Regions from separate parts of the Homo sapiens genome. Here region 2 is linked to region 1. Evidence: read pairs that join two places in POLR2A ChIA-PET (ENCODE). Cell type or tissue: PC-9. All regions are shown on one strand. Region 1 overlaps NMNAT2 (nicotinamide nucleotide adenylyltransferase 2). Region 2 overlaps LAMC2 (laminin subunit gamma 2).

Evidence for each region. ChIA-PET counts read pairs that join two places held together with the same protein. Peaks named below come from ENCODE experiments on the same cell type or tissue, not always from the same donor. Only the 100,000 strongest peaks of a DNase experiment are listed, where the experiment ranks them.
Region 2: POLR2A ChIA-PET joins it to region 1 with 11 read pairs; 14 of 35 experiments call an interaction of 5 or more read pairs at or near these places.

The regions. Positions count from the first base shown.
Region 1 is chr1:183,270,390-183,274,389 of GRCh38, reverse strand. All of the region lies in intron 8 of NMNAT2 (nicotinamide nucleotide adenylyltransferase 2), which reads left to right. Among named protein-coding and RNA genes, the nearest start is that of LAMC2, 86 kb to the right of the region's middle. In PC-9, no CTCF peak of the experiment used is centred here; a DNase peak (open chromatin) is centred at 1,879; H3K27ac peaks cover 3,104 bases.
Region 2 is chr1:183,218,527-183,222,526 of GRCh38, reverse strand. LAMC2 (laminin subunit gamma 2) reads right to left here. Exons shown (of 23, transcript NM_005562.3): 5 at 1,566-1,702; 6 at 316-438. Among named protein-coding and RNA genes, the nearest start is that of LAMC2, 34 kb to the right of the region's middle. In PC-9, no CTCF peak of the experiment used is centred here; no DNase peak of the experiment used is centred here.

The DNA.
Region 1 (4,000 bases):
CAGTGAGCAGAGATCGTGCCATTGCACTCCAGCCTGGGTGACAGAGCAAGATTCTGTCTAAATAAATAAATAAATAACAAATAAATAAATAAAGTTATTGACTTCAGAGCATTCTGGTTTTGTCCTGCAAATTCCTCCTGTAAAAGATCTGGCTGTCTGCTAGAAATAGAGCTGGCCAGCCAGGCGCAGTGGCTCACACCTGTAATCCCAGTGCTTTGGGAGTCTGAAGTGGGTGGATCACTTGAGGTCAGGAGTTTGAGACAAGCCTGGCCAACATGGTAAAACCCCATCTCTACTAAAAGTACAAAAATCACCCAGGCGTGGTGGTGCATGCCTGTAATCCCAGCTACTCCGGTGGCTGAGGCAGGGGAATTGCATGAACCCAGGAGATAGAGGTTGCAGTGAGCCAAGATTGTGCCACTGCACTCTAGCCTGAGTGACAAGACTCCAAAAAGCAAAAAAGCAAGAAAGAAGGGAGGGAGGGAGGAAGGGAAGGAAGGAAGGAAGGAAGGAAGGAAGGAAGGAAGGAAGGAAGGAAGGAAGGAAGGGAGGGAGGGAGGGAGGGAAAAGAAAGGAAAGAAAGAGAGAAAGAGAGAGAGGAAGAAAGAAAGAAAGAGGAAGGAAGGAAGGGAGGGAAAAAAGAGAGAAAAAGAAAGAAAGAAAGAGAAAGAAAGAAAAATAGAGCTGGCAGAGGAGGGTGTAGGCAGCACAAAATTACTTAGCACCTCAGTGAATTAGTCCACTGCTCTTATTTGGGGAAGGTTGGATCTCAAGGTCTGGAAAAGGAACATCTTTCAGGAGTGGATACAGAATGAGCCCTGCTTATTGTACTAGCAAGTTCTACCATCTGGGGTTTGCCTGGAAACGCCCATTTTAGGAATTTCAGTTCCTAACCATGAGACTCCTGGAAGCGAGATATGTGAGACCTGCTTCTGTTTCAGGTTTCATTCGTTTGCCCATTCATTCATCCCTTTCTCAGAGCACATTTCTCTTTATTATCGGGTGCCCCGAGTGATACTTGTTGACCACAGACTTTGCTTGGAGACCATGAGGCCAAAACCCTGAAATCTGCTGTTAAAAGAATAACTTCAGCTGAATTACATTTAAAAGAGTTTAATTGAGCAATGAACAATTCACGAATCAGGCGGCATCCCATGCCAGAGTAGGCTCTCAGACTCCAGCGCAGCCATGTGGTAGAAGTTTTATGGACAGAAAAAGGAAGGTGATGTACAGAAAATGGAAGTGAAGTACAGAAACAGTCTTATTTGAACACAGTTCGAACAGCTGGCTACATTGATTGGCCAAAACTTGGTAATTGGCACAAATGTAAGCTAAAGCCTGTTTACACCTCCACTTGTTATAGTTCACCATGTACACAGAGAAATCTTTAGGCCGAACTTAAAATATGCAGGGAGGCAGCTTTAGGCTAAACTTGATTTAACACTGCCCATGACTGGGGACAGAAGGGCAGGAGGGAGATCAAAGCTTTTTCTAGGAAATGTCCTAGGCCCCGGCCCCGCACTCCAGCCTCTCATATCTTCTCCAAATATCTTCAGAAACAAGGCAGGAGGGATGCCACTGGTTCAAATGGGTCTGGGGAGAAAGCCTGAAGGGGCTGTGGAGCAGCCCGGCCTCCAGCCAGGCTGGAACCGGCTGAGACCGTCTGTTGGACAGCAGGACTGACAAGGCCTCCTCCAGCACCAACACACACTCTCTACTGAGTCAGTTTTGCTCTTTCTTTCACTTTGGATTCTTGAACCAAAGCTCTCCATCCAGAAATCTAATTATATGACTAATGGGATGACCCCATCCCCACCCCAAACACATCCCTTGTGGCATTTCCCATTAGGCACAAAGATCCATTAGCCCACAGCAAATTCTGACCCTCTCTGACCAGTGACACACCCTTCCCCTTACATTCCATGGAGAAAAAATTCCATACATAGTCATCGAGTTTCTCTCAAGTGTAATAGAACAGAGTGGCTGTATGGGAAATCAAGATCCAGACTTCTGGACCAGCCTCGGAGATCAGAACCCAGCTCCTGCCACCCCACTGCATTCCCGAGTTCTTTATTGGAGAACTAGTCTCTCCCAGGAGACCTGCTCCTTTGCTTTGCTGCATCCTGACACCAGCATCAATGCAGGCATCCAGGCATGGATCAGGGACTGTGGGAAGCCAAGGCCAGAGGCTACAGGGTCAACCATGGGCAGATTTGTGAAGCAGAAGGCATTTGCACTCACTCCTCTCCCCAAAACAAAACCCGTTGTGTAGGGATCCGATGCTGCCAGCTGCTTTGTCCATCACTGTGCCCAGCAGGCAAATTAATTCTGATTCAAGGCCAGGTGTGGTGGCTCATGCTTGCAATCCCAGCATTTTGGGAAGCTGAGGCAGGTGGATCACCTAAGGTCAGGAGTTCAAAACCAGCCTGGCCAACATGGTGAAACCCCATCTCTACTACAAATACAAAAATTACCTAGGCGTGGTGGCAGGCTCCTGTAATCCCAGCTACTCAGGAGGCTGAGGCAGGAGAATTGCTTGAACCCGGGAGGTGCAGGTTGCAGGGAGCCGAGAGAGCGCCACTGCACTCCAACCTGGGTGACAAGAGTGAAACACCATCTCAAAAAAAAAAGAAAAAAATAATTCTGATTCAAGCATTCCTTTCTTCAATCAATCTTTCAACAAATGCTTATTAAGTGCCCAGGATAAACGTAGCATGTATTTATCCTTGAGGCACTTGCAGTCTAAAAGTATCTTACTTTTCATTATAATATTTCTTTATACTATATTAACTATAACATGTGAAAAGTTTAGAAGAGTTCCTGAACCTAGTAAACATTCCATAAATGTTGGCCGTTATTCACTTATTTTAAAATATTTATTGAGCACCCAGCCATGTGAGAAAACAAAGTAGACAAAGTACCTGACCGTGCACTTTGCTTTCTGTGGGAGGGGGTGGCCCTTGAGCTGGGCTTTGAATTGTGAGCAGGACTGGGTTAAGTAGGTGGAAAGAGAAGAGCTTTTTAAGGAGGGAAGAGGATATAAAAGATTCGGTGGGGGGAACAAGACCTTTGGGGAGATGGTTCTGGTTGGTTGAAATAGGTGGATCCTGGTATTTATTTGGGAAGGTATTAACTTTTGAGCAAGCAGCAAAATCATTAAGTTTAATGATTACATGTATTAGCTGCTCTCAAGAGTATTTGCATTTCAAATGAGCAAGAGTCAATATTTAACCCAAAAGAGTAAAAACTTGGGGATGGAACATCAGCCACCAGAGATGGCCACTGAGGGAATTGTTTTATCTTTTTTTCTTTTTGCGCTCCTCAAAGCCCAGCATTCCACAGGCTGGTTCTAATTGGCTGTATCCTACATTTTTCCAGCCAACCAGCCGTGGGCTAACTGCTTCCTACATCCATCAGCTATGGGAAAACAACCAAAGAAAATAAACAGAGGAAGAGCCTCGGGCATTAGCCACTCCAGAAGAAATCCCAGGGCCCCAGGATAAATGGAACAAAGACAAACTTTGGCTATTCAGGCTCAGATGGTTTTTATCAGACAGTCCAGCTCCAGCCAGGAAGCCTGATGGACTCTTGCACCCCAGGGATTAGGCCCCCACACTGATACGACTGATACCAAACGATACCAAATTACAGTCTCAGGGGAAGGAGGCTCAGCTCCTGCCAATGGGGGATTCTGGCTGTTCTCATGTGAAAGGCACTGTTGGTTTGGTTTCCAGGCTGTTGACTTGAGTCTGGAATCCCCTGCCTTCCCACACCCCCAGTTAAGTTGGCAGTGGGAGTGGGGATGATTTCATCTGGGAAGCCCCTCTTAAGAATGGTTCTCTCTCTTTTTTTTTTTTTCATTAAGAGGGCCATCCTGGAAATGCATTTCCACCTGCTGGACTCTGACCTTACTGGTTTCCTCCCAGCCTTTCCTCCAGAGAGTGGCAGGGGCTACAGCAAGGGTGGAGGATCCTTTACTGAAATGGAGGGAGCATGTTTC
Region 2 (4,000 bases), 52 kb after region 1:
ATAGACCCATAGGTTTGGCCACAGTCCTTGGTTTCTTGCCTTGGTGGTAAACGTAGAAACTTCCCATTTGATTAAAGGAGGTAGCTCAACCAGGGTCTGACCTCTGGGACACCACATTCTGCTCTGTTGGGCCATTCCTTAGTGACTCTCAAATCAGGCTTAGCCCCCATCTCTCTTCTGGGGTTGCACTACCCGGAGATGCTGCTACCCTGAACCCAAAGTTATATGGTTTCCACAATTTCTAACTCAATTTCTCTATCTTGACTTCCTAGTCCTATAAGCTGGCCTCTATAGGAGACATTATTCCTCACATACCAGGAGCCACAAAATAGACAGGGTCTAGTCGTTGGGCTGAGCTAAACACATCTTGATGGCGCTGTGACCATTGGAGCTTTGCAGGAGACCCATTTCGTTGGACAGCCTTCCAGCCATCAACATCTGGAACACAAACATAATCAGTCTGCATTGGACAAGCCCTCATCATCTATTAAGTTAAACAAAGAAAGATTTGCTTGCCGACAAGTCCTAGTGGTGAGTAGAAAGTGGGGTTTTCTCAATATTTCCACATTTGCAAATGGTCCTTAAAATTCTGCATGTATCTCTCTATGTGGCTCTCAACTTCACCTGCTCCCATCCCGCAGCTGCTATGATTTCTCATCTTTGAGTCTGACTCGTGATAAGATAGCAGGTTTTCTTCTGCCTGTAATTTGCATTTTTTTGTATTTATATAAAAAGCTCTCACCTTAATGAAGTGAGAGGGTCCAGTCTTTTCATTTTTTTTTCATTTGTTTTTTTTTTAAGACGGAGTCTCGCTCTGTCACCCAGGCTGGAGTGCAGTGGCGCGATCTCGGCTCACTGCAAGCTCCGCCTCCCGGGTTCACGCCATTCTCCTGCCTCAGCCTCCCGAGTAGCTGGGACTACAGGTGCCCACCACTACGCCCGGCTAATTTTTTTGTATTTTTAGTAGGGACGGGGTTTCACCATGTTAGCCAGGATGGTCTCGATCTCCTGACCTCGTGATCCACCTGTCTCGGCCTCCCAAAGTGCTGGGATTACAGGTGTGAGCCACCACGCTTGGCCCGGGTCCAGTCTTTTCAAAGGGAAACTCAGACTTAATGTTGAAATAATATCAGTTTCCAATATTTTTATAGTGTTCTGTAGCTTGGGAACTAATTTCACATAAATCAGCTCATTTATTATATGTGAAAACAGCATTATTAGTGAACGTGAATTCCAGGAAGACTCATACACTCTCCAAACCAAATGAATGATTCCTTCGTGGTTTTGAAATAGATGGGGATGGAAAATTCAGGGAAATAAAAATCTAGTCTCTTTTTTAGTTATTCTTTTAAGTTATATTCACTAGTATGAATGAACTATTTTCAGCCTATGACTTTTTCAAGACATCAGGATATGCCTGAGTGCCCTGACAAAATAATGTACATTCAATACTATAAGAGAATTTCTAAAGAGAATCCATCCTGTGAATGCGGAGGTGGTTGTCTCTAAACACAAAGCCCTGTACAACATTAAAAAACTAAAACCTAGAAAATAGAAGGCTTTACCTTGATGAAAGGTAGAGGTGATCTTATGGACACTGTATTCTGCAGAGCTGCGGCAGCTGGCTGAATGCCCATAGCAGAAACACTGGGTACAGCCCTCAGGGTTCCCCCCATCCAGATTATAGTAACCTGATCGACACCTGCAGTGGCATTGTAGAAATCAGGATATTATAGGTTATTTTTTATTCTATAGAAAAAATATGATGAATGAGTCAGCCTCTCTACCTTCTCTTCCATTTGGCCCTATTAATTTTCAGAGGAGGGAAATACCAGATTTTGCATATCACCCCCACCCCCAGACCACCAGATGGACAATCACGACCCCCCTAAATTAGACGGCATAAGAAACATTCACTTTCTGTTCCTTTGTAGAACAGAGCCACATTTGTCTTGGTGGTCTGGCATCTGAGTAGTCGGCCAGTCCTTGGTAGGAAATTGAGTGGTGGTCAGATGAGCAGAATGGGTGTGGGCAGGGCTATGCAATGCTGCCCTGTCCTGGAGCTACTGTTTAATGGTGACAAAGACTGGGAGGTGGGGACCAGGAAAGGTGAGGCTCCTGCCTCAGCACCACTCAGCTCTATTGACCCCCTCCCCAAGACCACTTAGGTATTGATCCCCATCTCTGACTCTTGTACCTGGGCTCTGGCTCACTGGGGAAAAGGGCAGGTGAGGATATGACAAAGAAAAAGGATGGCTAAGACACTCTCCAAAAGCCAGGTGTAAGCTTGCATTCCACCTCTGCTCCCAGCTCAATCCCTCCAGTGGCTTCTATAAGAACCACGACTAACAGGGGCATCCTCGATGCTGGAGTCACAGAGAAGAAGGCAGGGGAAGCTGGGGAGGACTTGTTTGTCCTCTGCTCAAGTTAACTACATCCTTCCACATGAAATAATGTGAAATAACGATAGTTTCAATGATTATTTATTTAGCACTTATGTTGTGCCAGGCACCTTGTGTGTGTTCTCTCATTTAACCTCCCTCCAACCCTATGAGGAATTGCTATTTCCAATTTTCTTAGATGAGGAGACTAAGGCCAAGAGGTTAAGAAACTCTTGACATATAGCAGGTACATGGCTGAGGCAAGATTGAAATTCATGTACATCTGTCTCCAAATCATGTAGTCTAAGCCACTGCACCACATGTTGGGGGGAATGTTCTGAGTACAGTATCACAGAAAAGCAGGGTAGCTGTGAAGAGCAGGTGCTTCAGAGAACAGTTGTAACTAAACAAGCTTTGTTTTTTCTCTAAGAGCAAGAGTTAAAAGAATTATTATGGTTTCTATGGAGAAGAAACCTGCTGATTAAAAGAGCTTAAAAAAACAAGGAAGGATGGGAGGGGAGGAGTGGGGAGGGAAGACAAAAGAAGGGAAAGGAAGGGAATTAGGCAAAACTAAATGATTGTGTTTAGGAACACACTGGGGTCATAAATTATGAAGCAAAGAAAGAAAGCGATTACCATAAAAGTCAGAATAGTGGTCACTTCTAGGGAGGAGGGGGGCATTGTCACTGGGACGCAGTTTTAGCAGAGGTCTATTTCTTACCATTGGTGGTGATAACATTTCTTTTATGTGGCATTCTATTTCTGTCTTTTATTTTGAAATTAAAAAGGCTTTCAACAAGTGACTTCCTTTTTAACACTTAAACTTTATGTCCCTGCCTTCACCTCAGCAGCCAGAAACCCCTGAAAACACAAGCTAGGAGTGTATTTGACATTTCCTCTGTGCAGGTATAAGTGACTGGCAGGGTGCCAAAGAACTGCTTTCTTACTTTTAAGGAAATGAGGAGGAAGCCTTTGCTTCTGACGCCAGCCTCACAGCCCTCTGCTCAACAGCCTCTGGGAGGGAAGAGTTTAAAGCCAGAGCACAGTTGTACTTAAGGCACGTCCTGCACCGGCAGCTTGGGGGGATGGTGCCTCACTGCTCCACCTCCTCCAGTGTGGCTTGGCCCAAAGGGCTCTTACCTCCTCCCAGCCCCATGCCCATTCATGTGTGTGCATGTAACTGCCATCCTATCCCCAGGGCAGTGCCTCTTCTGTACACGATGGTTATATATGGCCATATGCTGTGATAGGCCCTCTTACAAGAATTTTCGCAGCATGTTTAATTAGGCCAGGCCTTTCCTGCAACCAGCCTGTGTCCCAGGATCTCACTATTGATTACTGCCTCATACAGAGCACCTGGGATTTGGAGCCAGCTGGTGGGAGGAATCTCTGGGGTCCTGTGCCTCTCCCAAAGTCAAAATAAAGAGAGGGTGCCCAGAGCAGAGTATGGAGTCCAGTGAGATTTGGGTGCTCAGTGTGTGTGTGTGTTTTTGCTGTTGTTGTTGTAAAAGCTTAGTTTTTGAGGACAGAGAGCAGGAAGAAGGTCATCAACGTTTGTCAAGTATCCCTTTTCCATAATTACACTCGGAGGATTAATTCTCATGCTAGTTGGCAAGGGA